Regions from separate parts of the Homo sapiens genome. Here region 2 is linked to region 1. A link is an interaction called in ENCODE POLR2A ChIA-PET data of the cell type or tissue named here. Cell type or tissue: PC-3. All regions are shown on one strand. Each heading gives the region's core, and the rest is flanking DNA. Links, peaks and the distances in the headings are about the cores only. Region 1 has its middle 330 kb from the start of MIR4445. Region 2 has its middle 710 kb from the start of MIR4445.

Evidence for each region. ChIA-PET counts read pairs that join two places held together with the same protein. Peaks named below come from ENCODE experiments on the same cell type or tissue, not always from the same donor. Only the 100,000 strongest peaks of a DNase experiment are listed, where the experiment ranks them.
Region 2: POLR2A ChIA-PET joins it to region 1 with 5 read pairs; 2 of 35 experiments call an interaction of 5 or more read pairs at or near these places.

Annotation. Positions count from the first base shown.
Region 1 is chr3:109,921,314-109,938,176 of GRCh38, forward strand. No RefSeq gene overlaps it. Among named protein-coding and RNA genes, the nearest start is that of MIR4445, 330 kb to the left of the region's middle. RefSeq lists an enhancer at 5,222-6,421. In PC-3, for the core only: no CTCF peak of the experiment used is centred there; a DNase peak (open chromatin) is centred at 6,058; H3K27ac peaks cover 2,188 bases.
Region 2 is chr3:110,305,334-110,322,196 of GRCh38, forward strand. No RefSeq gene overlaps it. Among named protein-coding and RNA genes, the nearest start is that of MIR4445, 710 kb to the left of the region's middle. In PC-3, for the core only: a CTCF peak has its summit at 9,387 (motif pointing left); a DNase peak (open chromatin) is centred at 9,388.

The DNA.
Region 1 (16,863 bases), core at 4,782-7,281:
TCAAGGTTTTCCTTCTCATCCTTTGGATCAGGCTGTGTTTATTATATTTTTTGGAAATCCACTTTAAACTATACCAAAAAAATTAAAAGTAATTCTAATGAGGTGGAGCTGTAGATTGGCTTCTCTAGAAAGCAGATGCTGACATGAAGGTAAGTCTAGAAAAATAAGTTTATTATTACATGCTTTTATAATCAATACCTGTGGAAGAGATGGAAAAGAGGCAGAATTTGCTGAGGGAAGTTCAATCCCAATGCAGCCTCAGTGAAGGTTTTAGCAAACATCACAGGTTGCTCTGAAGTGGGGGTCAAATTACTTAGCCCATGTTGTGGTCAGAATGAGAGCTACCCTAGGAAGGAAAGAGAACCCTAGTTGAAGCAGATTCCTCCAATCAAAGGCAATTTTTTTGAGAGGTCTGAGAGGTGACAGCTGTTAGCACTCTTCCAGTTTCTGGAGGAATTAGTCTTTCAATACTGTGTCACTCTCCAAGGGCTGCTGTCACTTCACTGGAATAAAGGAACTACGGGGCCTGTCGTCGTCTGCTCGAGCTTCCATAACAAAATGCCACAGACTAGGTGACTTAAAAAGCGAATTTATTTTCTCACAGTTCTGGAGGCTAGAAGTCCAAGATCAGGGTTTCAGCTGATTTGATTTAGGTTAAGGGCTCTCTTCCTGGTTTGCGTATGGCCACCTTCTTGCTATGTCCTTATGTGACCTTTCCTTGGTGTGTGCAAGGAGAGGGAGAGAGAGAGAGCAAGCTCTCTGATGTCTCTTATAAGGACACTAACACTATTGTATTATAGTTACTGACATACCTTTTAAACAGTCTTAAGTACTTCTTATATTTAATTTATAATTTAAAATAAACTTTTATTTCTAAATATGGTCAAAATTAGAAAGTTTTTTGGTTGTGTGATGTAGAACATAAAATTTCCTTGAGTTGTAGTTAGAAATGATAATAATTTGGACTGTTTTTCAGAGACAGGTTACAAAATAGTTGAATTAATTAATAGTTGTGGACAAAAGCATTTTTTGTGATTACAAATGTTTGGATTAAATGAAAATGTTTACAAGCATATACATCATAATATGCCTCCATAATATCTGACCTTTTGATAACAATCAAACATGCGCCCTGTTCAACTATTAATGGATTGGGGGGAATGAGGTACTTAAAGGAAAATAACTCTCTTTTTTCCTTTTGAGTATTTATGTGACAGTGCAATGTAGAAATAAAGCAATTCTTTTGATGTTTGGATATAAAAGAATTTGAAAATCTTACCCCGTGCAGTGTAAGTGAAGAAGTGAAGAAATCTTTTATAGATTTTGTGGGGGTGGGGTGGGAGTTTCAGATAGTGGATGGAGAGCTGAGATGAGGAAGTAAACATTTTAACACTGTAAAAGTCTCAATATTTATTGAGACTTTCATGTCCTATTTGCCTTTACTTCCTGTTTTGTGTTTAGTAGTTTACTGATAATAATGAAGGATAAAGTTTTGAGACTCTTCCCTAAACCTGACTCTGCTGGCAAATTGTTCATAAAATCCACAGAAAACTATCTCCCAGGCATAGTACTGAGGATCTAATAAAATTTTAATCTCCTGTTTCTGAAATATTTCAGCTGGAGGGTAGAGAACAATTCTGTTGCTCTCCTCTGTGACAGATTTATGTGTTCTTTAGAGGATGATAAGCAGTAGAATTTCTTTTCTTTTCTTCATTTCTTTATATGCCAACTTTTAAAGATTCACAGTTGAAAAATGTCACTTGTCACATTCAGTCACGAATATTATCTTCCTATTGAACATGGAACATATCTAGTCATTGTTCCTAAATGGATTCTGACCTGAAGGATAAACAATCACTTTTAGGTCATCTTTGGTGAAGTCCATATGAACTAGTTGTTCAGTCCTGCTGAAGGCGTTTCAAATACATTATCAATTGTAAATACTCATCTTTATTTGTGTCGCAAATGAAAGCTTGGAAAACCACATGTTATTCTGTGATATCTATATATCAGCATATCTGTATCTGTATTTATTCTTTCAGGTAATTAGTCAGTCATGGATTAGCACATTACATGATTGGGGGCTAACATTTGTAAAACAGCTATAAGACAAAGAAATTATTTGGAGTCAGAATAATAAGGATGATTTATAGAAGAGATAGATTAAGAGTAAATCCTTGAAGGATAGAAATATTTATCCTGAGAATGAGGGCACAAACCAAGTGTGGGAACAGAACTAATTAGAGTACATTTCAGAAACCATGGGAAATTTGGCTTAACTCTAAATTGCCTTGAGGCACTGAGTCAAAAACAGGGCCTGTCTGTATCTAGCTCACCCTTTCACTTCTCACATCCAGCTTAGGGCCTATGGTAAAATAGATTCTCAAGAGATATTGTACGAATGAATGTAAATCGAGTGAGTGAACAACAGAGGTAAGGCTGTAGGGGTTGTGCTTATTTTCTGACCATCCTTAGATACGTATTTGACTTTGTAAGGGAGGCTTGTAAGTCATTTCATCCAACTGACCACTTGCCCTTTTCTGCCTGACAGCCAGATAGATATACTAGTGGCTTGATGTTCAATCCACCTTTCGTCTACAATCTTACGGCCTCAAGCAGATAATGCCATATTGCCATAGTGTGACTCATGTGCAAACTAGTGTTTTCTTTGATTGAACTTTTAGTGTGAGAGGTTACCGATATTCAGTGCTCAGAGCAAAATCCAAAAAGAAGCTGAAAAGACATGGGAAAAAAATAGGTCCCACAAAACAAGACATTTTCTATTGGTCTGTGCTTCACACATATTCTTACAGCAAAGACTTGCTCAGGAGCTGAATTGTCATTTCATCAGGAAAGAGTTTTATTAGTCAAGAAAGCACCCAGGCTGGTCAATAGAAATATACTGTGAGTTGACTGGTATTTTGGCCTGTGTCTAAATTTCACACTCAAGGCAGCTATGGAAGGGAGCATGAGAGTCTCTGATTCAGATGAAACAGTCAGAGAACATTAAACCTGCTTTAATTTTTGTGAAAGTTTTGCAACCCTCCAGAGGTAGATTACATTAATAGGTAATCTACATTAATAGGTTAATGCTTAACCATTTCCCCACCTGTATGTTTATAGATCTCCTTTCTCTTCCTAGAGTGTTGTGAGATGAATGGTTGGGAAAGAGAAATATGATCACATTGCTCTTATTTAAAATCATTCAACACATCCCTGTGGGTTTCAGCATAACATCTGAAGTCTTTAGAATAGAGTACAAAACTCATCATGTACCCCACATTCTCCTTTCCTGCCTTGCCTTTAATGAGTTTGTGAGTACCTACTATGTGCCTGGAACTGGGCTCCTTGCCAGGTTAAAAAGGAATACGGACCTACTGGATTGTTCCCCCCCCCCGCTTTTTTTTTTTTTGTTTTTTTGACAGAGTCTCGCTCTGTTGCCCAGGCTGGAGTGCAGTGGTGTGATCTCAGCTCACTTCAACCTCCGCCTCCTGGGTTCAAGCAATTGTCATGCCTCAGCCTCCCGAGTAGTTGGAATTACAGGCATGCAACACCACGCCCAGCTGGTTTTTGTAATTTTAGTAGAGATGGGTTTCACCATGTTGGCCATGCTGGTCTCAAACTCCTGGCCTCAAGCAATCTGCCTGCTTCAGCCTCCCAAAGTGCTGGGATTACAGGCGTGAGCCACCATGCCTGGCCTGTTCCCCCCTACTTCTCAGACCTAATCTAAAGCACATTTAATGGGCTCATTTGCCTTTTTCCATAATAATTTTTATGCCTGCCTCTCCCCATTGCCCTCTGTTTTTTACTTGATTTATCCCTACTCATTATTAAAAATTCACCCAAGGCCCAGCTCGCCTGTTCCCCTCTGGGACCCACAGGCTGTATGCACACACTCTGCATTTCCAAAAAACATTGTTTTCTTCCTTGCATTTAGCTTCTAAGTTACATGCTTTTCTCTGAGAGGAAAGTCTGTGTTTTCGTCTTTATCCTCAGTAACTTGCACAATGCCTAGCTCATAGTTGGTGTTTAATAAATGTTACTTCGCCTCTTCGGTTTTCTTAGAGGTCATCCCTTTCTGAATCAAATCTTACTTTTCGGATGGTTACTTTGATGATGTGGATTTTATTCATTTCTTTGGCAAATATTTCTTGGAAATCTACTGTGTTAGTCCTTATATAGACATATTTCACACCTGATTTCTTCAGCAACAATGGTGTTGAAGAAATGGAAACTCAGCTGTGATGTTGCTAGTCTTACCCTTCCTATGTGCCAGGAATGCTTCTCAAACTAAGGCGTATCTGACTCCAAATGCTCTTTTTTTTATGCCACGTTTTTTTCCTTTAGGGTAAAGTATAATTTTAGGTACATCTTATATAGAAAGTAAAAATATACTACAGTTTAAATTCTATCATAATTAACTCCTTAAGACCTCTAAGTTCACTTGCCATTTGATCATTACAAGCACACTGTTAGAAATCTATTTAACTGTCAGGATCTGAACATCAGAGAGGAGGCACTTAGGGCTTTATTTTTTGTTTTTCTCTTTGTTAATAAATTATCAGATGAAAAACAAAATAATATTTTGTTCCCAATAGAGGAAAGAGAAGTTCAATGCAAGTGACGCTCTTACTCCTTCCCCAAGCTTGTGGGTTGAATGTACTTACGCTGGTTGGTTTAGGGAGTTGTTGCAAGTTTCTCTCTTCAGTCACGTCTTTAAGGGGCCTGCAGGGAATAATTTTTCCCCCGTTTCCTCTCTTTGTTATAAATCTTATATAAAATGAGGAGTTTACTTGACACTGTACATGTTGTGGAAACAAAGATGGATGAATGGGGGCTGAGGCCAGTGGAGAAAAGAATTAAGCAAGAGTTGATGTTTACCAGTATTTGCATAGCAGATTAAAGATGCCTGAAAATTATTTGACCTTCCTCCCATAGAGAAATGAGATTGATTTTTCCTTCCCTTGAATTTGGGTGGACTTTGTATTTGCTTTGGTATAATACAGTGGAAGGGAAACATGCTTATTTCCAGGCCCAGGCTTTAATATATCGGCAATTGCTACTTTCAGTTTCTTGGGACTCTCACTCTAGGAGCCCTGATCTTCCATGTGAGAAGCAAAACATGGTGACCACATAAAGAGCGCCTGTGGCTATGTGGAGGGGAAAAGGGCCCACTGAGTCTGGTCGTCCAGCTCTCCTTGCAAGCTGCCCGGCTTACGCATTCCCTTCCTCTGCTCACCCCGCAACCCGCACTAGCCCAGCCGCCACCTGAATACCATTGAGTGACTGCAATTGATGTTACAGTCTTTTGCGAAGATAAGAATCTCTCAGATGAGTCTTTTCTGAATTCTTAACCTCTATTAAGCCACTGAAGTTTGGTGCAGTTTGTTAACAGTGATAGATAAGCAGAAATGTTTGTACCTAGTCATCAATTAACAATTACTTTAACTTATTCCACATCTACTGAGGAAATCACTGAAGCTAGTTGGATATATCATATCTTCCTTCATTTTGATGATGGTGTCACCAGAATATATATGTTAACTAGAAGGGAAGATATGGATTATTTGTGTGTGCATATATTTTTTAATCTTTCTAACTGATGGCAATCATAATATTTATTTAACACATTATATTTTTTCACACCACATTTACAACTATTATTTCTAAATCTTTCTACCATCAGTCTAGTAAGGTCATTTGTCAAGTCTGAATTATGCCATCTTGCAGATGCTGAAACTGAGGCATAGAGGTTAGGTTAACTCCCTAGGATCACATAGCTAAGGTTTTCACAGCACACTGGGTAAAAAAAATGTTATTCAGAAATTAAATTAATGTTAAGATGGTTATCTGTTTAATGCTTGTCACATCAACTAAACTTTAAGCTCCAGGAGGTCAGAGAACTTGTCTGTCTTCTTTAACACTTGAAGCGTAGAGCCTAGCCCAGTGCAGCCCGAGAAAACACTCACTTGGTATTAGTTGAATGAATAAATACATAAAGAATGCTGGGGCTCTGACTAAAACCTAGGTTTCCTCATTCAGAGGTTGAGTTTCTTTTAGTCACACTCCTGAGTTATGAGACAGGGTATGAGTCACTTGGGAATTTCAGTTAGAAGGCACAGGCACCAATCATGCCCTCCCCTTCCCCTGTTCCCTTTCCATCAAAGCATATCTTTGTGTGAGAAATAATGTTTTTGAAAAATCTTCCTAGTCATTCTGATATACCTCCTGTTGAGAACTAAAACACAATACTACCATTCTTTCTCTTAATCACATGTTATTCTATGTAAAAGAAGTGCTATGAGAAAATGCAATCATGTATGCTTACAAATTCTGAGAACATTAAAGTTAAAAGAAGGAAAAATAAGAGACAAAACAATGCCAGAAAAATGCACTAAAATGCAATTAACAATAATTTTTTTGTATGTGCTTAGTGAGTGTTTATCATATTGATTTTCAATTTTCAGTATTTTGATCATTTTTTTGGAGACAGTAGTTTTATAATTAAAAAGAAAATACCCCCAAAGCCCAGTACTCTGCCTTAATGATTAAATGAATGGAAGATGGAAAGCAAAGGGAGAATCTGAGTTAACCAGTCATCAATGACATGGGAAGACAATTCACTAGGAGGTATTCAGCACCTCTGAGCTAGTGGGGACTGTATCTCCAGTAAGGGTAGGTATGTAAGTTGCTTTCACTGATGCTTTTCTAAATGCTTCTGAACTCTGAAAGGCCCTTGAACTAAATGTCAGTTCCTATGAATTAATGTTGGTCTTCAGTACCTACCAGCAGGTCAGCACACTGGCAGAGAAAAAATAAAAAACAAAACAACAAAACAACAACAACAACAACAAAACAAACAAAATACTGCTTCTCAGGATTCCCAGCACAGTGAGAACAACTGGCCAATACATTTAGGAAAAAAATGCTACAAACCTTGTATTGTTCGCTACCCCAAATTCATAGATAGGCTCTTGGATGTGAGTGTCTGAAATGCTGTGTCCCATAGTTAACGGTTCATCAGTCAGGATTAGGGTAAAGGAATATTGATACTTTAAGGTAATTAGAATAACGTTTCTCTTTTGTTTCGGACAAACATAAGCTTTTTCTTTCTGTAGTCAGAACTGTCCTCTCAAATAAGAAGGAAAGAAAATATGAAGAGAGGTAGAGTAAGGAAGGAGGTAGAAAAGAGAGAGAAGGCCGGGCGCAGTGGCTCATGCCTGTGATCCCAGAACTTTTGAGAGGCAGAGGCAGGTGGATCACCTGAGGTCAGGAGTTTGAGACCAGCCTGGCCAACATGGTGAAACTCCGTCTCTACTAAAAATACAAAAATTAGCCGGGCATGGTGGTGTATGCCTGTAATCCAAGCTACCCAGGAGACTGAGGCAGGAGAATTGCTGGAAACCGGGAGGCAGAGGCTGCAGTGAGCCGAGATCACACCACTGCACTCCAGCCTGGGCGACAGAGCAAAACTCTGTCTCAAAAAAAAAAAAAAAAAAAAAAAGGAGAAAGGAGGGAGAGAGGGCAAGAGGAAGAGAGAGAGAAGGAGGGAGGGGAAGAGAGAGATAGAGAGAGGGAGAGAGAGACCTTAGCTCTGGAAAAATAGTTTTCTGGGAATACATATGTATATATTCACATACCTCAGTGAAAATATTAATGAATTAGAGTTATGTGAAAAATAAGGTGCTTTAAGAAGATTGACTAGCTCTAGTACTCATTGTCAATTGACTTTCAATTGATGGTACCTCATATACCAAATACCAAATTAGAAGATAACACCAGAAGTTGCCACATGGGTCGTCTCAGCTATAACTGAGGAAGAAGATAGAAAACTCACAGCATCCTAGGGGATGTCTGTAAACGTATAAATGGTGTCTTACACATTTCAGTTATCCTAACAGAAGGGCCACTCTTCCAGAGAAGGTGGACTGAAATTCACAAGGATGGCTCCTAGACACCAAGAGAAAGTTTAAAGATATCCCATATAATCTCCTTATTAGGTTTGGGAAGTGTGCAACTTTCAAAGATGTTATTTTTCATATCAAACTTAACTGTTACAAATATTTGGGGAACCATAAATATTAGGATTAAAAACATTCAAAAGCTCTTCTTTCAAAGACAAATCCTATTCACATTTTGGACTGTATCCTATTTTTTGTTATATTTAACAGAAATTAATCTTGTTAAAGCAACATTCCATAAAAAAAACTTACCTGTTTTGTCCCACTGTTCTTGTTTTCACGGATGCAACATGTTCTTGTTCTTGTTTTCACGGATCCCATTTTGGTCCAGCAAGAAAGTAACTTTCTAAACTAACATGAAAGGCTACTTTAACGTGGACTTTAAAAACAGCAAATGAATTTATTGCAAATAACTGAACACAGACCCGGGGATGATTCCATGTATGAACAGATCCCATATTATTATGAAGATTACATTGGTACAACACACCTTATATACTTTGAAGAATACATAAAAGAGTCTGCTATAAACTTTTAGTTCTCACTACCTAAAAACAGATAGAAATAACTCATGACCTGTCTCTAAGAAAGTAATCACTGTTACAACTCATCCTGAATTCCTTCAAATTTTACTGAACCTCCTTGATATGCTTCCCATCATTTGTTTATCATGCTGGTTTATGCTGTGATGTTAACTTTTTTCCTCTTTCTTTCTTTCTTTCCTTCCTTCCTTCCTTCCTTCCTTCCTTCCTTCCTTCCTTCTTTCTTTCTCTTTCTTTTTCTTTCTTTCTTTCTTGTTTTTCTTTTCCCCTTCCCTCCTTCCCTCCTTCCCTCCTTCCTTCCTTCCTTCCTTCCTTCCTTCCTCCCTTCCTTCCATCCTCCCTTCCTTCCTTAATGGAGTCTCACTCTGTCGCTCTGGCTGGAGTGCAGTGGTGCGATCTCGGCTCACTGCAACCTCTGCCTCACGGGTTCAAGTGATTCTCTTGCCTTAGTCTCCCAAGTAGCTAAGATTACAGGCACGTACCACCACACCTGGCTAATTTTTGTATTTTCAGCAGAGACAGGGTTTCACCCTGTTGACCAGGCTGATCTCAAACTCCTGACCTTAAGTTATCTGCCCACCTCTGCCTTCCAAAGTGCTGGGATTACAGATGTGAGCCACCATGCCCAGCCAATGTTTATTAGAAATAATATTTTAAGGTTTTATTCTTAGTCATTGAACACTGTATAATTGAAGTTTACTCAAATAAGTCTCTATTCAATTAATTAAAGTGCACTCCCTTGACTACATTTTCTAGGATGCTGTACTGCCTAAGAATGCCTGCTTATCCACTTAATTCTATAGCCGTCTTCTAACCTCAGGGCTCCCTGCCTTTCGCCATTTTATTTTCTTCTCAATTAGTATTTTGTGTGTGCGTGCAGCAGGGGCAAAAGGGAACATTTTAGATATTTTATGTCAGGAGAAATAATTTCCTCTTTAGGATTTGAGGTATTTGAAAAATGGGTCATGTTTTTTGTTTAATCTAGTGTCCCACCCCACTCCACTCCCTCTCTGTCTGCAGCAGCTCTGTAAAGTGATATTGCCTGATTTTGAATATAACATAATTTCTTAAAGATTGCTTTTAATTTTTAACATAATAGTAATTATGGCCATATAACATATTTTTATTCTTCCTCTTTCCACTTATTTTTTGTACCCTAAACACTTTTATACTTTCCATAAACTTAAAATCATTATTTTTAATTGTTTTTGAACCAAAGGTATATTATATTCATTTTTATTATGTCATAAAATTAATATAAGTCTAGTAAGGCTAATTTCAAATAGAAGTAAAAAACAAAGTTTCACAACTCATCTTCTTTATGATATATGAACAATATATATGTGTGTGTTTATATATATACATATACATATAAATATAAAATACAAAGCAATATGTTTATATATATACACATATGTATATATTATATATGCACATATATTTATTATATATTTTATTATATATTATATATACACACATATAAACACATGTATATAAATATTATATACACATTTATATTATATACACATTACATTATATTATACATTATAATATATATTATATACACATTATATATTTATATATATAAATATATATAAAAACATATTGCTTTGTATTTTGGCATTTGCTTTCTGAAGTGGGAATTCTAGATGCAAGTGCGTGGACAACAAGGTTTTCTAGGTCTTAGATTCTATATAGATGCAATCATACTTCAGCAATGTTTGTCCAGCTAGCTGTCCCACATTACCTATATGATGATTATATGGGTAATATTATTTTTGTCTATTATTTAAAGCTTTTTAAAAGATAAGTTTTTCTTACAACAAAATTAATAACAGTGTTTTGTGAGGTTTAAGCCATATGAAGAAGTAAAATGTATGACATTAGTCCTAAAGCAAGGAGATGGAAGAATACTCTCATTAGTTTGTTATATTGGATCTGAAATGGTATTATATCCCTTGGAGATAGGCTGTTACATACAAGTAAAAGATGTAAATTATATATCTGAAAGCAAGCACTAAAATAACACAAAAGTTATAACTAATAACCCAATAAAGGAGAGAGAATAGAATTATTGAATATGATCAGTTAATTCAAAGGGCAGAAAAAGAGAAAAGAGAACAAAGAGCAGATGAGAGATATAAAAACAAATTACAGGCTGATAGATTTAAACATAAGGAAATCAATAATCACATTAAATGCAAATGATCTAAACACACTTATTTAAAAGGGAGACTCACACTGGATATAAAGAGAAGGTCCAGCTACATTCTTCTTAGAAGAAAGCTTTGGAAAACAGAAGAAAAACCACTGACTTATGATGCCAGTGCCCCATCATTGCTTTTATAGTTTGTATTTATTTCCTTCTAGACTTTGTTTCATAGGTATGGTTTACTTTGTTGCTATTGTGGTATGTATACAGCTTTCTTTTCTGCTTTCTCACTTAACAGTACGTTGCTATATGGTAATTAGCTAAAGCTCATGTTTCACAATAGTCCATTCTTTCTGTAGCACTTCAGAATTTAGAAGTAAACTTCCAATATTAGACAAAATTTTTTCAAAGCTGGCCGACATAATCAGCAATAGTATACAAAATAAGAGAGGATCCTGTTCTTAAAAAATTAAAAACACCATTTCTTACAATGCTTATCCTTGAGTGAAAGTCTTATCCCAACAAAGGCTGATGACTCAATGGTCCAGTGGAGTCATAGATTCTATGGTTGTTTGAATCTGTGTATGTGAAACCCATGGATATGAAGGGCCAACTGTGTGTGTGTGTGTGTGTGTGTGTGTGTGTGTGTGTGTGCGCCCATGTGTGTGTATATGCATTTTTTAATCTTTGAAATTTATGTTCATATTTGGTGCTTTAATGTCACATAGAGTATATTATTACATACTATTCAAAGTTGTGAAATTTTAAATAAGTAGCTGCATTTGCATGAATGAGTATAAAATTAAAAGATAATTTGTAAGCATATTTTCAAAAGGTAGATGTGTGAAAATGTGTTAATGCCTGGCAATAGTACAAAGAGGGTAATATAGTTAGAAATAATATAAAAGTTATTGACATTTGGGATCCTAGTGAAAATATTATGGTTTTGGAAGTTAATTTGTTGTTAAGTGAGCTACAATTAATATAATTAGAAAACATGAGAATATTATCAGGTCAGTGCTAAACACAGTACCTATTAAATTGTGAATAAACTTGCTTTTTAAAATAGTAAAAACTGGTCTTTCATACTATGTCATGAAATACTGCTGATATTCTTTTCATTCATTGGGATTTAATTATATTTTTATTTTAGTATGAAAATAAAATTTGTGATAAGATTCTATAAGTTCAACTACATATCCTTAAAAATATATTTTTCACAGTTGACATGGAAATATTGTAATTTCCAAGGAAAAAATTTTAGAAGTAGGATTACTAAGTAAAAGTCTAGGAACAATTTGTATGGCTCTTGATGCATTTGCCAACTTTACTTTTTAAAGTGGTTAAACCAATTTACCCTTGTGAGCATGCAATCATCTGTGAGTAGGTAAGTTCCACTTAAACTTTGTCAACATTTGGTAGTGGCATCAGTTTTAGTTTTTGCTTAGCTATCAGATTTCTTCTTATTTTAATTTGAGTACATTAATAAGGAGTTGAGTATTTGAAGGTACCCCACCTATAAACAGTTTTAATTGTTAGAAAATCGTATTTATAACTTGCTGAGATATGTTTGTGTTAACACACTCCCTTTTATCCTAGATCAGGATTGTTATAGAACACTATTTTCTCTTTTGAATAAACATCTATAAATGTATCATCTCCAGTATTAAAATAAAAAACAAATTCAAGGTTTTAGCAGAAAGTAATTTTCTAGAAAGAAATTGCACAGGTTGGAGGTGGAGGCTAGGTGCTGACATTCTTTCTCTTCATCATTTCTGTCACAGTGTTTTCATTCTGTCATGAGAACTACCATTACCTTGTCAATCCACCAACCTTCCAATATGCCTCTAAAACTTGGTGAGCATGGACTGAAAGTCCTTTCCCTTAGATTGTCTTAGCACCACTAAGGACAGAAAGAAAATAATTCGGGAGGCAGCTTAGCATTTATGCTATTTTTTTTTTTACATGAACATGTCATAAAATTCAAATGTACAAAAAAGTACACACTATAAATTGGAAAACATGTTTTCATCCCACTTTTCCTTCTCAAAGATAGGCAGTGTTACCTTTTAATGCACTTACAAGCAAATTCTGCTCCCTCCTCCCCGGCTCGATATAAATGATTGTATTTTTTGTCTGACTGCTTGGAAAAGATCAAAAGTTTTGGCCTCAGCAGAGACTTAGTAAATGGCCCAGCCAGACTCAAAAGTATCTATGTGACTTTCAGTAAAAGCAGCTCACATCGCTGAAGTTTAATTTTTTTATTTGTAAAAATGAAGGAAATTGTTACCTCAGAGGGTTGCTTACCTCAAAAAAGTACAAATAAACCAATTCCTGTAACATAGAGGTTGTTTAATAAATTATAGTTAACGCATTTGTTATGATTACATATATTATTGCTGTTTTAATTAATTTCATTGTTAAGAGACAGCAAAACCCAGAAATGATTAGAGATCATTCTAAAAGCATGAACAAAGAAAAGTATCCTTGGTAAGAGATTCCGGTTCTAAATGTCAGAACAATGAGCAAATAGCATTAGTTGGCTTTTAATCCCCATAGATGTAAGGAACTGCTTTCTTGTTCTTATCTAGATTTCTTTCCTCCCGCAATATAATTGTTCACAGCATCCTCTCCTAAAACAAATAGAAAAAAACACTTTGATTCAAAATCTCTAACCTCTTAGCTTTCTTTCTCTGCTTGTATTAGAGAAACTTGCTAATTGACTTTCCACATCTTTCTGTAATAAGATATATCAACTCCACTCATCACTGGGTATTATTTATGAAGACTTGCTATTGTTTCCCCAAGAAGAGAAGTGATTATAAAATGATCACACCTTATCCATGCAAGACCCAAGAGAAAAAAGCTCCAACTCATGTCTGGTGATTAGCAGAGTGCTTCGTATACATAGGTACTCATTAAGTAATTATTGAGGAAATGAATTGCTGGCACACAAAGCAATTGGAAACTCTCACTACAGCAACTTGACTATGGCTGGCACATGTCCTAATTCTTCTTACAAAAAAATCCACGGTCCTTTCACTATTCTTAGGAAATGATCATCTCTCATATTCTTAGTCTTCTCCTCTACATGGTTGTCACTCGGACTCATTATACAAAGAAACAAAGATAAAGAGCGTTGCACACAAACAAAACAAAAAAATCAGCAAAGCAAAACTCCAGAGGCTCTGCATACTGACCTCACAGAATGCACCAGTTTTATTTCTTGATTTGAACATTATATTTGTACTATATGATATTATATTAGCTATTTTCAGGTGTGGAAATCTCCTTTTCTGTTAATATTGATGTATTTAATTTTTTTTAAAGTTTTACTTTTTTTGACAAATTATAATTGTATGTACTATGGAGTACAATGCTAATTTTGATATATGTATGCATTGCAGAATGATCAAATAAGGGAAATTAGCATATCTATTACTTCAAAAATTTACTATTTCTTTGTGGTAAGAACATTTAAAATCCTCTCGTTTAGCTGTTTTGAAATATACAATACATTATTATTAACCATAGTCACCTTGCTGTGCAACAGAACACCAGAACTTATTCTTCTTATCAAACTGTAATTTTGTACCCGTTGACCAAAGTCTCCCTTTTCCCCATCCACTTTCCCTTCGGGACCTACCCCAGCCTCTTGTAACCACCATTTTACTCTCTACTTCTAAGAGTTTGGCTTTTTAAATTTCCACATATAAGTGGCATTATACAGTATTTGTCTTTCCATGTGTGGCTTATTTCACTTAAAGTTATGTCCTCTAGGTTCATCAGTGTTGTTGCAAATGTTAGAGTCTGCTGTATTTAAAAGCGGAATAGTATTCTACTGTGTCTATACAACATTTTAAAAATCAATTCATCCATTGATAGACATTTCAGATTTTTCTTTATCTTGGTTATAGTGAATAATGCTGCAATGAACATGGGAGTGTAGACATCTCTTTGGCATACTTATTTCAATCTTTTTGGGTATATGCCCAATAGTGGGATTGCTGGATCATATGTTAATCCTACTTTTAGCTTTTTGAAGAACTTCCGTACTGTTTTTCAATATGGCTACTAGTTTACAATACCAAATGGGATTACATCAAACTAAAATGCTTCTGTACAGCAAAGGAAACAATTAATAGAGTGAAAAGACAGTCTACAAATTGGGAAAAAATATTTGCAAATAATTCACTGGATCAGGGGCTAATACTGAAAATATACAAGGAACTCAAACTACTTAATAACAAGAAACTGACCCTGTTAAATGTACACAAAGGGCTTGAACAGACATTCTCAAAAGAAGACATACAAATGGCCAATAAATATATGAAAAGATGTTCAACATTTCTAACTGTCAGATCATGCAAATCACAACCACAATAACATATTACCTCACACTTATTAGATTGGCTATTATCAAAAAGAAGAAAGAACAAGTTTTCAACATTAATAATTTTTTGCCTTTCTTTGCACTCCCCTACCCTTCTGAAAGCAAAAGAGAGGAAACTGAAGATTGTTTCTTCTCCACTGGTCATTTAAGGTTTGTTTGCTTACTTTTCTCAGCAAAGAAAGAAAATTGGGAACAAAAATAAATATTGTACTTAAGTTATGAAACTGCTTTAAACAAATCTCTCTCTCTCTCTTCTCTTTCTCATTTGAAGGTAATTCTTATTGTGCCATTTGCTTATTCCTAAATCCTGTCATGGGCAGAATATTCTTACTACAACTATCATATTAAATTCTTTCCCCATTTTCTGTTGAGAAATGTAATTATCATTTATAGGGATATGTCACAAGAAAGCATGGAATGTATATTATATATGTAAAGACTAGACTTGTGATAATATTCATAAATAAGTAACTCTCCGCAAATCCATTAATTAAAATCATCCTAATATTTCTATTGTGAAGGATAATGAAGGATAGCAATTTAGCTTCTGTTCTTATTCTGTGTCTTAATAAGATTGTTATTGGAGTGATTGCTACACAGGGATACCAGGAAATTTGCAATTGATTTTTATTTACATGACTGTTCTTTTTCTCATTCAAGAATATTGTCTCAGATAAGCAGTAATTACTGGAATCAAGAAACTCTTTATTACAAGAAACTAAATAATATTGTTGATAATGGAAGGATGATCTCAGTGGATGAGTTCACTAATATCTGTCTTTTTTTCCAAACCTAAAACTCTTCTCTTGTATTTTAACATTTCTATGCTAAAAGAATACTACTTCTATTGTATAAAAATTAATGTGTACATTATAAAAGTTCCAAATATAAAAATATGACTCCTTTGGAATGAGTCTTAATTTGGTAAAAAATGTTTTGGAACATGCTGAAGTTTCCCTTTGTTTGTAGCCTTTTCACAGTGTTAGATCAAAATGGGAAAGGAAAGGGGTAAGAAGGCAGTGGTAAGGAAGCTACAGAGCACATGTTTTAACATTCAAAAATTAGCACATATTTTTAGACAAATAAACATGAACTTATAGGGAAAAGAATATTTGAAATTATGGCTGTCATTGAAAATATGAAAGATAAGTCATATATATATTTTTTTGCTTTTATGGTCTTCTGTAAAAAATCTGAAATGATGAAAAGTTAAAAAGTATCACAATTAGATTTCTTTTTGCTTACACAAATGTTTTAATGATCAAACACATCTGCTTAATAAGCATCAATTTACTAATAAAAGTGTTACATGTGCTAAGGAAGAAAAGGTATTTATATACTATCTGACAGAGAGGAATATTACTCAATTTTATCTTGTAGTTTATTCAACAGTGACTAAACTCCAAAACTTTATCTGTTTCAAACATATTTTCAAATGAGCTGGGAGATACAAATAAAATATAGTTCAGGCTACATATTGGGCTGTTGGGGGCAATAACACAGATTAATAGAAAGGATTCTTCTTAGAAGGAGTAACAATTTAATGAATGACTTAATTTTGTAGCAATAAGTAGTATTTAAATTAAAAATGACCCTCCACTTATTTATCAGTTTGTTTTACTAAAATAGAGTCAAAATAGAGGAAAACCTGGCATGGGCAAGTAGTCCTCAGGGACAGTCTGAAAAAACCATTAGGGCTTTGGAAAATTTTCATGGACTTGAATAGAGGTGAGGAATGATTATTTCAACACTAAGTCTAGTGTCCATCATATAGTGCCAGTCAGTTCATGTCAAATAAAAGAGTGGATGAGTGAA
Region 2 (16,863 bases), core at 8,347-10,846, 390 kb after region 1:
ATAAAGACAAAAAGAAAAATGACTTTTAGGGGGGCCACTAACAGCCACACTTTCTATTCCTCCTTCTTTATCTATAAAATTTTCTTATATTCATCTATTCTGAGATTCCAAAGGAGAGCTCATTCTCGGTGTATTACATACCTGCTCCCCACAAGCTGAGGGTGCTGTCTCCTCTGAGAAAGATTCAAAGCTTTTGCCTCTTGATCTAGGATCCCACGACATAATCAGCTACTACTTCTCATAGAGCCTTCAGGTACATGATATTACATAGAAGTGGCCTAAAAGATGAAACACATGGGTGAAGCAGGAAAACCTTGTGCTGAGACATGTGATAAACTCATGAACAAGAGTGCATGGCAGCTGTAGACTCAGAGTCAGATCTTTGCTAGGAAGAGTGATGATTACATGCTCCATAATGTCAGAAGGATTGTCAGTTGGCACAAACTAAAAATTAACAAAACGAGACATGAAGAAGGAACATTTTCATTCGTTGTGCAAAACATCATAATTAGGTATGCAAGCTCCTTTCACTTATAACAAATTTCCACTCAGTACCATATTTGATTGTGCACATCACAAAGTATGAGTTTATCTTTTTTTGTTGTTGCAAGTTGCATAGTATGATAATAGAAAATCCCATACCTCTATGTTTTATCTTCGTGGGATGCTACCTTAACAGCAAGTCATCTATTCACAGCATTAAATGTTTAGAAGGTATATTGGTGAAACAAGAAATGTTATTCCTCTGATGCTCTATTATGAGGTTGTTTTATCGCAGGACAATATGTGGTACAGAAAGGACAAGATCTATGGAGTCAGGTAGGAGACATGGAAGGGAGAAATTTGCAGGCAACATGTAGGTTTAATGGAGAGAAGGAAAAAACTAGAAATGGGAAATCTCCATCTTTCTACAGAGAAGAGTGAACTAAAAGTAGTTAGAAAGACAGGTTTAAGAAACTAGACACAGAAGAAGATAAAAAGTCTAGGAATTTGCAGAAACTGAGTGAATTCAGCCACCCACCATTGGCTAGAGGAAAACTCTAGTTACTTCTAACTTTTATATTTTATATTTTCTCAATAGTTTCCATATAGTCAGCACCTAAATTGATGGCCCACTGTTTGTGTCTGAATTGTCCCATAAGGCTAAGGAAAGGGGTGGTGCTGATAATCTTTGGTATTTCCAGTGTGAGGAGGGCTGGGAGACTCAAGTGTCTTAGAGAGAGTTCAGCTCCAGCATTTGGGGCAAATTGGAGTAGTTTTGTTTCTTGCCCTTCTCTTTTGAAGTATTTATTCTATTCACACAATGTTTGCCATCAGAAACTCAATGCTGTTGTGTTGGCCTCTCCTCTTCATCAAGTGTACCCAATATCTTATTTGATCAGGACCCTGATCTCTGGAGTACAATGTTTTGTTTGGCTGGGAGAAATGAGAGCAACCAAATCATGGATAACAAAACAGATGTTTTTGTAAAACAAAGCAGAAAGTAAATCACGGTCCCCAGAAACCAAGAAACATTACTTTTTTCCTAGTACTATGCAGAGATTTAAATTTTTAACCCAGAATGACTCGTTTTTGAAGACTTGGGCACACTGTATATACCATCGGTGGTGTTGGAGATGGGGAGAGATAGGATTCAGAAGCCTGGAGCTCTCCCAACTACCTTAAGATGCACAGTTCTGAGGGACAGAGGTAACTGTTGCTGCCCTTATGGGTTGCAAATGGTGGAGCTGATGCAATCCCACCCACCAGAGGCCAGGTATTGGATGTATATATGGATGTGATGATTAGGGTTATAGGGATAAGTGTGGCTTTTCTTGCTTCTGATAATATATTTAATGGTGAGCGAGAATAAATGAATTCTATGTTTTTTAAAAACCACAGGAACCACCTTTAGGTAGTCATGCAGGAAGTGATTAAAAAAAGAAAGAAAGAAAAACTCAACTATTTCAGGCCTCTTCTTTCTGCCCATAAAGTGAGCACCTGTTGTTTCTTTGAATTCATCAAACACTTTAAACTCATTGATGTTTTTGTAAAACTTATGATAACATTTAATAGTGCATTTTAAGTGACAGTAAATTTTGGTAAGTATAGTACTTGTTTATGACTTTGAGCTACACAGAGTGCATTTGCTTTTTTGAAATATTGCGTCTAGCACCTAAGATGAGACTACTTCATATTCCTATGTTAAAAACTGTTGTCATGAACTTGGTCTAAATTCAGACTCATCATCCATGAATGCACAGGGGTGGATGGAATCAATTTTAAATCAGTGAGCTGAATTGCAGGAATGTAAACTAAGTATAAGCTGTCATTCTAGAAAGTTGACTCAAGAAAACCAGGTCCTTAAGAAATATCCTGTGATTGCAGTGGATCTTCTGGTGAATAAATAAGCTACTGCTGCTAAATATGCCTCTACAATATGCTTGACAGTAAAGAGAAGCAAGTGATGATCTTATGAATAAAAACAGCTACTGTCAGAAAAGTTGAGACACCCTGAAAAGTCAGTGTCCTCAGTTCTGCATTATGACACGTAGCAAATAGAAAAATATTATGCTAATAATAGTAGTTGGTGTACTAAGTAATTGCTTTATGCAAAGAAGTTTACACCGATTATCCTTAAGACATCCCTGTAAAGTTAGCAATATTAGTAGCCTCATTTTACATGCAAGTTAACTTATATTTAATGTTTAGATCACATCGTTTTTTAGCAATAACGCTGAAATTTGAATTCAAGTATGTTTCATTTCTGGGCCTACTCTCTTAACCACTATGCAGGGTTAAATATCTAAACACATCCTGATTTTTGATGATGGATAATAATAAATGGATTACTATTGCACTTTGGGATCTGTTGTTGTGTTGTTATTTTACACATCACTTGCAGTTATCCACGTGTGATTACTGGAAGGTGGGCTATGAGGTTAATTGACTGCAGTCATTTAGTCAATGTTTACGAAAGCAGACTTCTAAGTCCTCTTGACTCTATGTCCATGGGTCCCTATATTTTGCTCTTTAGCAGGCCTAACCTATGCTTGTAACTTAGAATATTATTCAATATGATGTTCTATTTCTCCCTTTTGCTTATTGTAATACACTGTATCTCACACTTTTTGACTTAATTAAACCGAGATATAGTCTATGTATTAATTTTGCTAGGGCTGTCATAACAAAGTATCACAGATTGGGTGGCTTAAACAACAAAAATTTATTTTCTCATGATTGTGGAAGCTAAAAGTCTGAGAGCAAGGAATCAGCAGGGTTATTTTTTTTTTCTATGACCTTTCTCCTTGGCTTGTAGATGACCATTTTTTCCTCTTCTACCTGTCTTCTCATTGTCTTCTCTCTCTACATGTCTATGTCCAAATCTCTTCTTACAAGGATACCATTCAGATTTTTAGACCCACTCTAATGGCCTCATTTTAACTTGATCACCTCTTTAAAAAAACTTATCTCCCAATACAGCCATATTCTGAGGTACTGGAGACTAGGGATTTAAGATATGAATTACAGTTTGAAGGACTCAAACTGCTTGCTGATAGTTTAGAATTTCAAAATCAAAAACCTCTACTTTACCCTTTCTAACCAAAACAAGTAAAACATATTCAAGTTAAGAGGTTTAAAGATAATACTGACTTTCAAATGGAATGTGAAATTCCTCAAGGGCCATGAAAATGTCACAGAAATTCTTTTTGCCCCGGTCCCCCACACATCCAATTTTGATTAGATTAAAACCCACACAACTGGCTATTACTAACTATTCCCATTAGGGCTACCTGAGAGATTTATGAAATGATCTGTTGTTACATCTAAAACAGTTATTATTTCTGCTAATTAATAATTCATTTAAACTAAATATGCAGACAAAATACTAACCTGTCTTCAGGACCCAGTAGCAAATTACTAAATCAGGCCTGATTCTACCTTAGTATTCCAAAGACTATGACAGCATTTGTCAACAAATATTAAAAATAGTGTCATTTGGTTCTGTGTCGGTGACAAAGATCATGACACTTTTCAGAAAGGCCAAGCAAAATCAGTATTTCTGTATGATTCAAAGTATAGTGTGATAAGAGATAGAGAGAAGACTAAGAAAGGAACAGAACATGAAAAGCATTATGTATCAAAGATCTTGGACTCCAATATCCAAAATAAATTCACAGGGTGCCTATTCTGTTCTACGTACCATTTGAATCCCTAAATACACAACAATTCTCCTGACAGAAATGATTTCTGGTCTCATGGAACTCAGTATCTCACAGGGAAGACACACAATCCCCAATAGGGGGAGGTCCTTTGAAGAATTTCATATAGTTAAGCCACATGATCAGATTTTTAACAATTCCTAAGAATCAGATCTCCCAAATTTAACTTAGTTGAATGTTTAAATTTAATTCAGATTTATTTTTTTTTCTTGGATAGAAAAATAAAGATGCACGTTAAGCTTCTAGCAACATTCTGGAGGTTAGAAAGCTGAACTCAAAATCATCTGTCCCCATTCTTGTGATACCAGAGAAAAAGTGGCTGGGCAGACGTGACACTAAGTATTCCCATTCTATAACCCTGGTTCCTTCCAGGCTGTGTTAATCTGGCATTCCAGGGCTAGCGATAAAGCCCTGGGGTGCTTTGTTTACAAACCAAGGCAAAATAATTTACAGAATATTTTCCTATAAAAAGAATAACTTCAAGAGGTTTTAAACTTTTCCTAATAATACTGACTTTTAAGAACTCTTTGAAATTGCCTTCAAAAGCAGTTTAAAATAATAAAAGAATTCAGGATAATAATTTTAAGATCCCATATTCTTTCAGTGGTTCTCAAAATGTGGTCTCCAGACCACATCAGTATCACCTGGAAACTTTTTAGAAAAGTACGTTTTCAGGTCCCACCCTCAACGAAATGATCAGAAACTCTGAGGGTAGACAGAGCACTCTGGGTCTGAATGAGAGCCCCATGGTATCCTGAGGCTGTTAATCTGGGGAATCACACTTTAAGAATCACTGTATTATTTTGTCCCAATTAATATTAATCACATTGATCATTTCATCTTATCACTAGCCACCCTTAAGTGACTGAGCAGCTTCTCAAAGCCACCCTCAGAAAATAAATCATTCTTACCAGTGAGGTTATTTAAGAAAGCACGCTGCATGATATCAAGGTAATTCTAATAACAACAACAAAAAAGCAGAAACAGCACAATGGGGTTATTTGGAAAGAGAGAATGATTATTTGAATAAATATATACTCATCAGTCTTGCAACATGGCAATGGAAAAGCTGTGGTCATATAGGTCAAACTTAGTATAAGTAAATTTATATTTTGTTTCCTGACTTATTTTCTGCCAACTTTTTTCCACGGTGTGTGTACAAAAAAAAGTTATCAAGCTGGAGAATCCTAAACAACAGGAATCTTATTTTACACTTCATCATTTATCTTAAGAACGTTTTCAGGCCAGGTGCAGTGGCTCACGCCTGTAATCCCAGCACTTTGGGAAGCCGAAGCAGAGAGATCACTTGAGGTCAGGAGCTCGAGACCAGCCTGGCCAACATAGAGAAACCCCGTCTCTACTAAAAATACAAAAAATTAGCTGAGTGTGGTAGTGGGCGCCTGTAATTCCAGCTACTTGGGAGGCTGAGGCAAGAGAATCGCTTGAACCCGGGAGGTGGAAGTTGCAGTGAGCTGAGTTTGCATGACTGCAATCCAGCCTGGGTGACAGAGCAAGACTCTGTCTCATAAAAACAAAACAAAACAAAACATTTTCATTTCTATTACTTTATTATAAACCACCACGGCACACATTTACCTAGGTAACAAACCTGCACATGTACCCCGGAACTTAAAATAAAATTTTTAAAAAAGAGTACACCAAAAAAAATTGCTAATTGGAGAAACCAGTAAGCACAAATTCCTCAAGTACTTCACAAAGTGTAGCATTTTTGCATTCTGTAGCACATGTAAGCTTCAGTGGAAAGTTGTACAATTCGACATGGCTGTAGCTTGAAAAAGAAGCATGCTATTTCTTATAGGCTTTAATAGGTAAACTCTATTAAAATCATCTTTTTACCAGTAAAGAATTTCTTAATAATTTGCTGTTTGTAAAATAGTTACCTTTTTTAAAGAATGTATGACTTTTTTGGAAATGTATTTTTAAGTGCGTTCTTTCGGACCCACAAATTCAGGATGATGGAAAGGAAGACAGTTGTGGTTTTGCTAAATGAGTAAATGTGTGGAAGTATTACATAACCAAAGGGGTTCATGTTTTAGTGCAAGTGGCTAGAATTTTAAATAGCTCTAAAGTTCCCTTTCTATTGATTTATATTCAGACAAAAAGCCCTACTGTATAAACCAGGAAAGAACAAGCATGTAGATGGATAATACAGCTATATTAGCTGCTATGTCAGCAGTTTCCATACTCAGATTAATGCACAGAGACTCTCTCTTGACATCTGTTTATGTGCCACAAGCCAGACAAACAAAGGCAATCTACTAACCAGCATAAATTACACACACATTTCTTGTCTCTTATTACCAAATGGGTTATTGCCACTCTCAAAAAAAATGTTAAACATTTTTCTTTAACAGAACAAAAGTCTGGACACACTCAATACACATCTCTTGAAATGAAGAACTGTTGTATTTTTAGTATACGTTCTTTGAATGTTATTTCAATTATTTATTAAGTACTCCCAGGCATCTAGGTGTCAAGGAAATAATTTCTTGTGAAATCTCACTGACTCTTTGTTAAATTCTAGTAGATGCTAGAGAGAATATGTTAATTCTCTTGGAGGAATAACATGCAAGATGCAGAGATTTAATTGTTAAAAAAGATTCAGACCTCTGTCCTCCTCATGCTAATGAAGTGTTTTCTCATTAGACAATTAGAAGGGTAGTCTTCACTCACGTCAGATATGCCTGCTGTTCTACTTTCTCGCACCCTACCAATTAAAAAAAAATTAAGTTGCCATTGAGAGTAGATTGACAGCTACAAAGCAATTTGGGAAAAGTTTGCTGTCAGGTAAGCCTGAAACCGGTTTCTGAGACAGTACATGGCTCCTTCCTATCTTAGAAAAATACAGAAAACCATAGTTATTTTGCAGGAAAATATGTTATCTGTTGGAATGACCTGGCTTTTGTGGCATGACTACCCTACCTAAGAATGGATACAGTATCTAATTTGAGGAAATATTTGACTACAATGAGATGACTAGGAAGAATTTGGCCACCTTTACATGTAGCCTAGCAAGGAAATCAATTGTGTTACTGTGACTCTGAAACTTCAGCCAGGTAGTATTGGCTATCTAAGTCTGTGTGTTAAAAAAGGTCTGACTTGCATCATGTCAGCAGGAATAAAGGCCTTTTAGATTAGGTATGGCTGCCATAGATGAGAGAGGGGGAGGGTGGCCCTTGAGCCAGGGGCTGTTATTCTTTATGGGAAAAGAGGGTTATAACCAACTGCCACTGAGATGTCTAATGAATATCTCAAATTTGTCCTGTCGATAAGTGAACTTCTTCCTCTCCCCACCACTCACTTGCTCTCACTCCACCTGCAGTCTTCTTTATACCATTTGAAGACATCTTCATCCTTCCAGCTGCTCAGGGCAAGCAACTTGGGGGCATTTCTGATTCCTCTCTTTCTTTCATCCAGTCTCTCAGGATATTCATTTGGATTAACTTTCAAAATAAATTCAAAGTTCACTGTTATCATCATGGTAGTAGTTACTATCATCTGTTTTAGAAAGCCTAGATTTTCTAGTCATCCCAACATACACTTAAACACACATTAACAAAAACAAAATGCATCTTTCAAAAACTGAAATCGGATTAAGTCATACATCTGTTTTTCCTAAGGTAGCCTTTCTACTTTCCTAAGGTAACAGAGTGGCTGCCTCTGTATGGAGTGCCTGTCCCTCTGCTCCAGATATCTGCAAGGTGCACTCTCTCAGCTGCTACAAGTCTTTGTTCAAATTTCACCCTCTCAGGGAGGTCTTCTCTGATGCAATTTCAATTCTTCCTGGCATTCTCAATCTTCTTTGATCTGTTTTTTAGTAATGTATATATATTAACATACCATAAAATTTACTTAGTAATTTTTTTTCTATTTCTCCACTAGAATGCTGGTTTCCAAGTGCTAGTGACTGGGGGCTCTTGTGCTTAGTGATGTAGCCCAAGTGCCTGGATCAATGACTGGCCTATGTCAATGATTTTATAAATGTCCATAGGATTTTAATAAATGTCACTTGAAAAATAAATACATTTTGTTCTCATGTCAGTATAGAGGATAATATTCAAGGATAATATTCATTATTGGGAATTTGATCTTCAACATAAAATTGAATAAAGAATGCAGTCTGGAACCAAGTAGCTGAAATTATAGTTTTCTCTACTTAAGATAATTATGCCAAATGCACTCATTTAGTTTAATGACTATATTATTATATTGTGGATTACGGTATAATAATATAATGTATATTATACTATATTATAATATAGTATTATACTATATAATACTATACTGATCATACTATGTTACAAATCTTAAAATAGAATGTTGAACACACATGCAAACATACAAACAAAAATCTAAGTTTTCATGATAATAATTTTTTAGTTGCTTCTCCCATCTGGTTCGTAAAACCGTTCATGGAAAGATGAAACCTCAATAGGCCCATATAGGATGACCTACATTAGTACTTCAAATATTAAAAAAAAGAAACTCAAGAAAAAGATTACATTAAACCCTTAAGTTTCTACAGCTGCCTAAGATGAGTTTTTAGGCTCATTAGAAGTTTATTAAATGAGTCAATTTTCTATTTTCTATAATGCTTTCTTCAAAACTTTTACTGTGGCATATGCTTTTAATCCACAGTATAATATAGTTATTAAATTAAATGAACGCATGTGGCATAATTATCTTAAGTAGGGAAAACTATAATTTCAGCCCCTTAGTTCCACACTGCATCCTTTATCCAATTTTATGTTGATGATCAAATTCCCCTTTGCTGTGAGCTAAAGTTCTTGACCTATCCATTTTGTAGCTTTAGAGAATTTGCCAGGACACTATAGGAAAGAGCCACTGAAAAAGAAGGCATATCATTTAAGAGTAGCTGAATTGTGTTGTATTAGATGATTATGATGTTTTTGAGTATCCACCCTGGAAACGTTCTCTCTAAAGCTATCTTATTTTCATGAAATGTGCCAACCAGTGATGTAATTAGGCATAAAGAGCACAGAGCCACAGGAAGACCTTTGTAACACGCTGGAAAAGTTGTAGCAAGGTTAAACCCCAGGCCAGGCATCACTGTAAATCAAGGCACACATTTCGAAGGAAAAGACACTTGACAGTGGAAAAGAGCAAGCGCACGTTCCTTTACCTTTAACAATCTCCCCCTTGTGGCCAGAGTGTGAATAAACACATGAGCTGTGGCCTTGGACATGACTTTGCTTCGAGTTCAATGGCAGTACCTCACCTAAATTGATCATGAGTTCCTCTGCGTAAACTTGGTGCCTGTAAAACTTAATTTACTCAATTAGTAAATATTAATCACAACTTTTGGCAATAATGCGTGCCCATCCCACAGCTGACTAGAACTTATTCTTTTAAGAGAATAAGATCTGGATGTATACTCCTCCTAGAGCTACCAGACCTGTAAAGTGAAGATAGCTCCTATCTCAAAGAAGGTTGTAAGAATTAAATGCAAAGTGCCTAGAACAATGTTGCATGTGTAAATGCTTAAAACATACTCACTATTCATCTTTACTGCCAATTTGTAGAAAAGTGTTTTTTCAGAAAACCCTCTGGACTAGAGCCTGTAATCAAAAGAACAGAAAGTGTCAGATTAACTAAAATTCAATTACACAATCACGTATATTACACACAAACCAAGTTCTGATCTAGAAACAAAAAAGTGTTTGATTTTGGGGTAAAATCCATGAAAATTTCCTATAAATGAATCTTTATTTGGGTCAAGTAAAGATGCTGTATGGAACTCAGAAGATTAGGCAAAGTCTGTAATATCAGCTGGTGTTATCAAGAAGTTATGCATCAGATCATAGAAAAATACATTGCTCTTTTATTTCATTTAAATTGATTAAGCACTAAAAAAAGTCATAAATAAATATTCAGGCCCATTCAGCAATTTGATTTGTTTTATTTTAAGATTATACTAATTAGAAGGATTTAAATACAAGTCAAGTCTGCTGCATTGTTTGATGAACTAATAAAAATCCATCTGGACTCTGGGCATGATAACAAAATTAAAGATACATATCAGCATCTGAATGAGTACCTAGATTCCAGAAGATTAATATCTTTCAACTCCTGCTATATCAAATTACTCACATCTCTGTAGCCTTTTTATAATTTCTTAGAGCTTTAGAAATGCTTAATAATTGAGAATAATACATGCGATAGAATGAAATAATCCAAATGTGTATTTCTTATTTTGTAGACAATGATCTTGCTATGTTCAATTTGCCAAGCTTTTGTTGAGAAATGCTATGCACTAAGTTCTGTGCTAAGGGGACATTGGTAACACAGAGATGAATAGCATATGGCTCCTACCTCCAAGGAGATGAGAGAGACATGCAAAAAAAAAATAATTAAAATAGCAAGTGGCATATGCAATTGAAGAAATATTTGCAGGGAGCATAGGCTGTAAAAATGTTGTTTCTGAGTGAGAAAGACAAGGGACACTTAGGCAGAAGAATGATGGTTCCTGGGAAGAATAAGAACATTTTATGAAGACAAAGAAAAAAGAGCTTTGCAGGAAATTGTACAGTAGCAAGAAGCAGTCAGCTACATTGGGAAGTCTTCAAGCAGTTCCGCTTGGTTGATACACAGTTTGATGCTTTTGCCATTGTCACACCTTGGATTTTATATAACTAAAATAAAAATTGCTTTGATTCTTAGTTCTGGCATTTCCCAGCATACCATGTCATTAAGTCCTGTTACTTTATAGACAAAGGATCTGGATAACTTTACACCAAAAGCAGAACTTACAGACACTACTGTTCACATAAAAATGAACCAAAAAGAAACCATAATTATTGCATAATATTCCCTCCAAGTTCTTCTATGCAGTTTTAAATTTGTACAGTAATTTGTCTAATTTCCTTCTGGTAAATACTATGCAATTTTGATAAACTTTTTGAGCTTCTTTTGCCTAGCTTTCATTCTACATCTACATTGACTTCTACATTGAATCCATTGAATACTGAATGAGTAAAGTGGTTATAGGTAAATGTACAGTGTATTCTGGATGGAAAGAATAGCTTGCTATGTGTTTTGTTTTCCTCTGTTCGTTAATCTTCTTATCTTCAGGGTAACTCAGTATTTTCCAGACTTCATCTTTATAGGAAGGAAGGATGGAAGGAAGGACGGAAGGAAGGAAGGAAGGGAGGGAGGAAGGGAGGAAGGAAGGAAGGGAGGGAGGAAGGAACTGAGGGGGAGGGGAGGGGAGGGGAGGGAGGGAAGGAAAGAAGGAAGGAAGGAAGGAAGGAAGGAAAGAAGGAAGGAAGGAAAATAGGCTTATGTGAGGAGGTTTGGGCCCCACAAATTGTTATTTTACAAGAAAAACTCTGAAATATGAGAACCAAAACAACAGCCCTTCACATACCCCAAATGATAAGAGGCAGAGCAGAATTGTCCCACTAATATCAGAATATGGTTTGGTCCTGGTGTACTGAGCATGGAGTAAATGTAGTATACTTTTGTACCTCACCAAGCCTTTACACCTTTGGAAGAATAAGGGATTAATACTCTGTGTAAAAATATTGACAGCCTCAAGGATATTAGAAGCTGCAGAGACAGAAGGTAATGATTCTTGTTAAAATGCTTCATAATCAGCAGGTAAAAAACTAAGCTGGAATTGGAAAATATGAAGAAGCATTTACAAGAATATGCGAGACAAACCCTGAGATTTCCAAAACTGTATAGAAAAAAATCCAGAGACTGGGTCAAAACTATTACTCAGGTAAGGAAACAACTGATGAAATTAATTGTTAATTTAATATCATTTATACTCATATGCAGGAAGGCTTAAAGAATTCAAGCCACATATTATTTTACAGCAACAAGAAAGACAGAAGCAGTAATGAAAACCTATTCCGGGGCTGTTATACACGAAAACTTCAAGAACTTTAGATACATTAGATCCTCAGAAGAATAGTCTGAGGTGGGTGTCGTCATCCCTGTAATTCCAGTATGAAAAATGAAATATAGACACCTCAAGTACTTTGCCTCTGATCATGCATATAGTAAACAACAGAGCTAGGGTGGAACTAGGACCGTCTAATCTCAAAGTCTCTGCTTCTTCTCATAAGATATGGAGGGCCAGCTGTTACTTAGTTTATAGTTTAAAGTGGAGTCCTAAGGAATGAGACCAGCAGACCCAAAAACCATAATGGGCAAGAACATTCTCAATTCTTCTTGAAGCCTCAAAATTAAAATTTCCAGATTTAGAAAGTAAAAATACAAATGCCAGTTAAATTTGAATTTTAGATAGGCAATGACTACTTTTTAGTATAGGTATATCCCAAACATTTTATGCTAAATATTTTATTTGTGGTATATCTGAAATTCAAATTTAACTGGATTTTCTGTATTTCATCTGGTCAATCATACTCAATACAAAAAATTATGCTACTTCTTGTATTAATTTGTTTTAAATGTCAAAATTGACAAAAATGTTCAGTGTTGAATTCTAACTCAAATGGCTATTTCTTCAAAGCATTAGATAATAGCTATGTTTTCCATGCTGTTTTCACGGAAGCAGCCAGCAAATATACCCAGAATTTTCTGTGAATTGTTGAGTATAGCAACAAAATAGATCAAATACTGGAAAAAAGCCTTAAGAGAAGTTTTAGTCATCCTGTGTACCTCATCATAAGCTATTCCAGGGAATCTCTAGCATGTGATTCACTCTGAAAACAAAAACAAGAGAAATAATTGGTATTTACTGAGAATAGTGTTTGTCAGCTCATACCTAGCTACCATTTCATTTTATCCCACAGCTTCCTCCTAACATGGGTGGACAAAAGATGAGATCATCATATTTAACAGGCACTACAGCAACAGGAAAACCTGGTGCTTTTGGAACGTAAAATTACTGAGTTTGACATGAAACTAAGAAACTGGGGTTCACATGGACTTCCTGGAGTTTAAGCATGTCTGATGTACTCAAAATGCTAAATTAGATTTCATGCACTGAGCCTCTTTATCTTTATTTTCTTGAAGATTTTGAGTGTGAATAGGCTTAAAGAAGTGTCGAGCCATTGTGGAACCACTACAACCCCTGCCATGATTACAATTCCCAGGGTATGTGATTGTACAAGTAAGTGGCATCCTCATCCTGGTCTTTTCCCCAAATTTGTTTTGAATCATGTGTAAGTTCTGTCGCCCCTCTATGCAAGCAGAATAGAGGTTGAGAGCCTATGGTTTGGAGCCTGACTGCGTGGTATCAAATCCTGACTGTGCCAGTGTGTTATATATATGTAATCAAAGCATATCATTTTGGTTTTACCTCGCTAGGATTGTTAGGAGAATTAAAAGCACTTAGAAGAGTGCTAGATATATAGTAAGTTCTGAATACATGTTATTTATTTTGTTTCTTTAGCAAAACTAGTCATATTGCATAAGATATTTTATAAAGATAAACTTCAATAATTAGCCTTGTGACTGGAAACAACATAGGAAACATTCTGGATCTTAATTAATTTCCTTAGTGGTAAGATGAGGAAATCTCAGAAATGATCCTTAAATAGTGAATGCCAAAATAGTCTATGCTAATTAATTACAATTACAGTTGCTAGTGATCATTGTAATAAAATATCTTTGAAGGATGTCTCAGATGTAAAAAAATATTAACAGTCACATTGGGAAACTGGGTTGTAGATAATAAAGTTAAACTCTGCCACTCACTGAGGATGTTTCTATCTAAGTTCTCTAGTATCTAATCATTCTTTAGTGTATTATCACTTTTAAGAGCTCAGATAGATATAGAAAGCATTATATAGTAAAATCTCTAAAATTGTAACAAGAGAAACCAAAGGATCCAAGAGGCATAGTGCTTTGTTCAAGTTAAAGTCAGCAAATTGGTGACTGGTAGCATCACCCAAGATGGCCCCCAAGGGTCACTATCTCCTGGTAATCATGTCCTTATATAAGTTTTTCCTGTTTGCCTATGGGCTGGACTTAGTAATTTGCTTCTAATAAATGTAATGAGTGGAAGTACTAGTATGAGTTTTTCTCTCTATCCCTCTCCTACTTTGTTGGAAGCCAGCTGCCAAGTCAGGAACAGCCAAAAGAAGAGGCTCAATTGGCAAGGAAATGTAGTCTCCTGCCGACGGCCATGGGAGTGAGTTTGGAAACCGACCCCCTATCCCCAGTCATCTCTTCAGGTGAGTGGTGCCCCAGGAAACAAGTTTATTACAAGTTCAGGGGAAACTCAGAATCATCCAGCTATGCTGCTCCCAGATTCCTGGCCTTCAGAAACTGTGTGAGATAAAAATGTTTTGTTGTTTTAAAATGTTCATATTAGGGTAAATTTGTTACGCATCAACAGAGTAATGATATGAAGGCAGAGCTGTTATCAGAGGATCATGTTCTTGCTGAGCAGATAGAAATTTCTTGAGTAAAGGGTGGAATCACTATTGTTTGTTTTCAGGTTTTAACAACACATTTGAACAATGATATAAAGCTCGAATTATTAGTTAAAATTGTTCAATTATTAGTTCAAAGTTGAAATTATCATTTTTAATGAGCCCATTACTCAGTCACAGGGATGGAAAGCACTGATGGCACTCCTCATTTACCAACCACCATGGCCACAGCATTTCTAGCTATTTACTGAGGCTCCACCTAATCAGGGCAGATCTTAAATCCACCTCGCCTGTTGGGGTGAATAAACACTTCTTACAATTCCTGCAGGTGACAACAACTTTGCAAACAACATTCACAGGTGGATTGGATCCTTTATATTGTGACAACAAAACCTCTAATTGAGGACTTAAAATAGATTCTATTTTTCAGACAAAGAACTATTTACCTAGCAATCTTTTCAAGTAGATCAGTGTTTTAATCATGGCTTGACACCGTGAGGAAGCATGCTAAACAGTCCCTCCTTGGTCATTAAAAATATCAGGCTTAGGCGGCCGGGCGTGGTGGCTCACGCCTGTAATCCCAGCACTTTGGGAGGCCAAGGCAGGAGGATCACGAGGTCAGGAGATCGAGACCATCCTGGCTAACACAGTGAAACACTGTCTCTACTAAAAATACAAAAAATTAGCCACGCGTGGTGGCGGGTTCCTGTAGTCCCAGCTACTCGGGAGGCTGAGGCAGGAGAATGGCGTGAGCCCGGGAGGCGGAGCTTGCAGTGAGCCGAAATCACGCCGCTTCACTCCAGCCTGGGCGACAGAGCAGGACTCCGTCTCAAAAAAAAAAAAAAAAAAAAGAAATTAGGCTTAGACAAGCATAAAAATGAAGGTCACCATGAAACCATGCCAAGTCCAAGAAGCAATATGTCATCACTGGTGAACAGGTGGAGGAAACCTCCTGTGAGTTGATTTTCAGGAGATTTCAGAAACTTCAAGCAACAGCCAAAGCTGGCCGTGACTTCCTAGATGGAGAAAAGAGAATGAATACAAGCGCTTCGTTGTCAAGGCAAGGGGACAATTCTGATGACAGCCTGGCATCTACATTCAAATGATTTCCCAGGTATCTCCCATTTGGATTCACTTTGGGATCCCATGGATAACAGAGGGGACCTAAATAAAACATGAAACAACTGTGTCACTAAAAACTATCAGATATTGGGATCACTGCCTGGAATTCATTTAGCAGAGTAGAGTACTAAGAATGGAGAGCTATTAATTGATTCCTCAAAAATTTACCTGTGAATTGTGACAATGTTTTGGGGATGAGGTGGTATTTGTAACAGAGAAGAGGATACACTAGCACAACAAAATCTGGTGGAGATACCCTTTGGAGTACTGCAGTGTCCAGAAAGCAGTGTAATCCCCCAGAAATGGGTTGTTTTTTAAGCAAATGTAAAGCAACCTCTGGATACTCCCAGGATCATTTTGGAGGTGGAGCCTTTCCAAAGTAGAGACAAGGGCCAGTGAAATCTGAGTAATTAAAATTGCCATGACTATAGACGTGTTTCCATGCCCATGATGCCTGGGAAGAATGTATATGCATATTTTAACCAGAAAGCTGAGAAAGGAAGAAAGAAGAAAGGCACTTTCTAAGAATTAGGATAGATAGATTACATCCTTGCAACAGGTATAAAGACTTCTAAGGGAGATATACTGCAACTACAAAGACACAAGGCTTAGTAACTTCATATTATAATCTAATATTATATACACAGCATATAGTATACCTTCTTAGTATACAGAGATCCTGCATTATATTTGATTTCTATTAGTGTTATAACAAATTACAAGCAACTTAGTTGCTTAAAACAACAAAGAATTATTACCTTACAGTTCTGGAGATCAGAAGTCCAAATCAGTGTCAGTGGGTGAAAATCAAGGTGTTGGCAGGCCTGCATTCGTTGTGCAGACCCTAGGGGAGAATCCAGTCTCTTGCCTTTTGCAGCTTCTGGACCCTGACTATGTTCCCTGGCTCGCAGACCCTCCTCAATTTTAAAACCCAGCTGGGTTGCATCTTCTCTTTTCTCTGACCTCTACTTCTGTGTTTACATTGTCTCTCTCCAGTTTTGATCTTTCTGTCTCCCTCTTATAAGGATGCTTGTGATTATAATACATTGGCTGACCCAGATAATTCTGAATAATCTTCCTATCTCAAGATCATTAATTATATCTGCAAATTCTCTTTTACCATGTAAGACAACATATTTACAGATTCT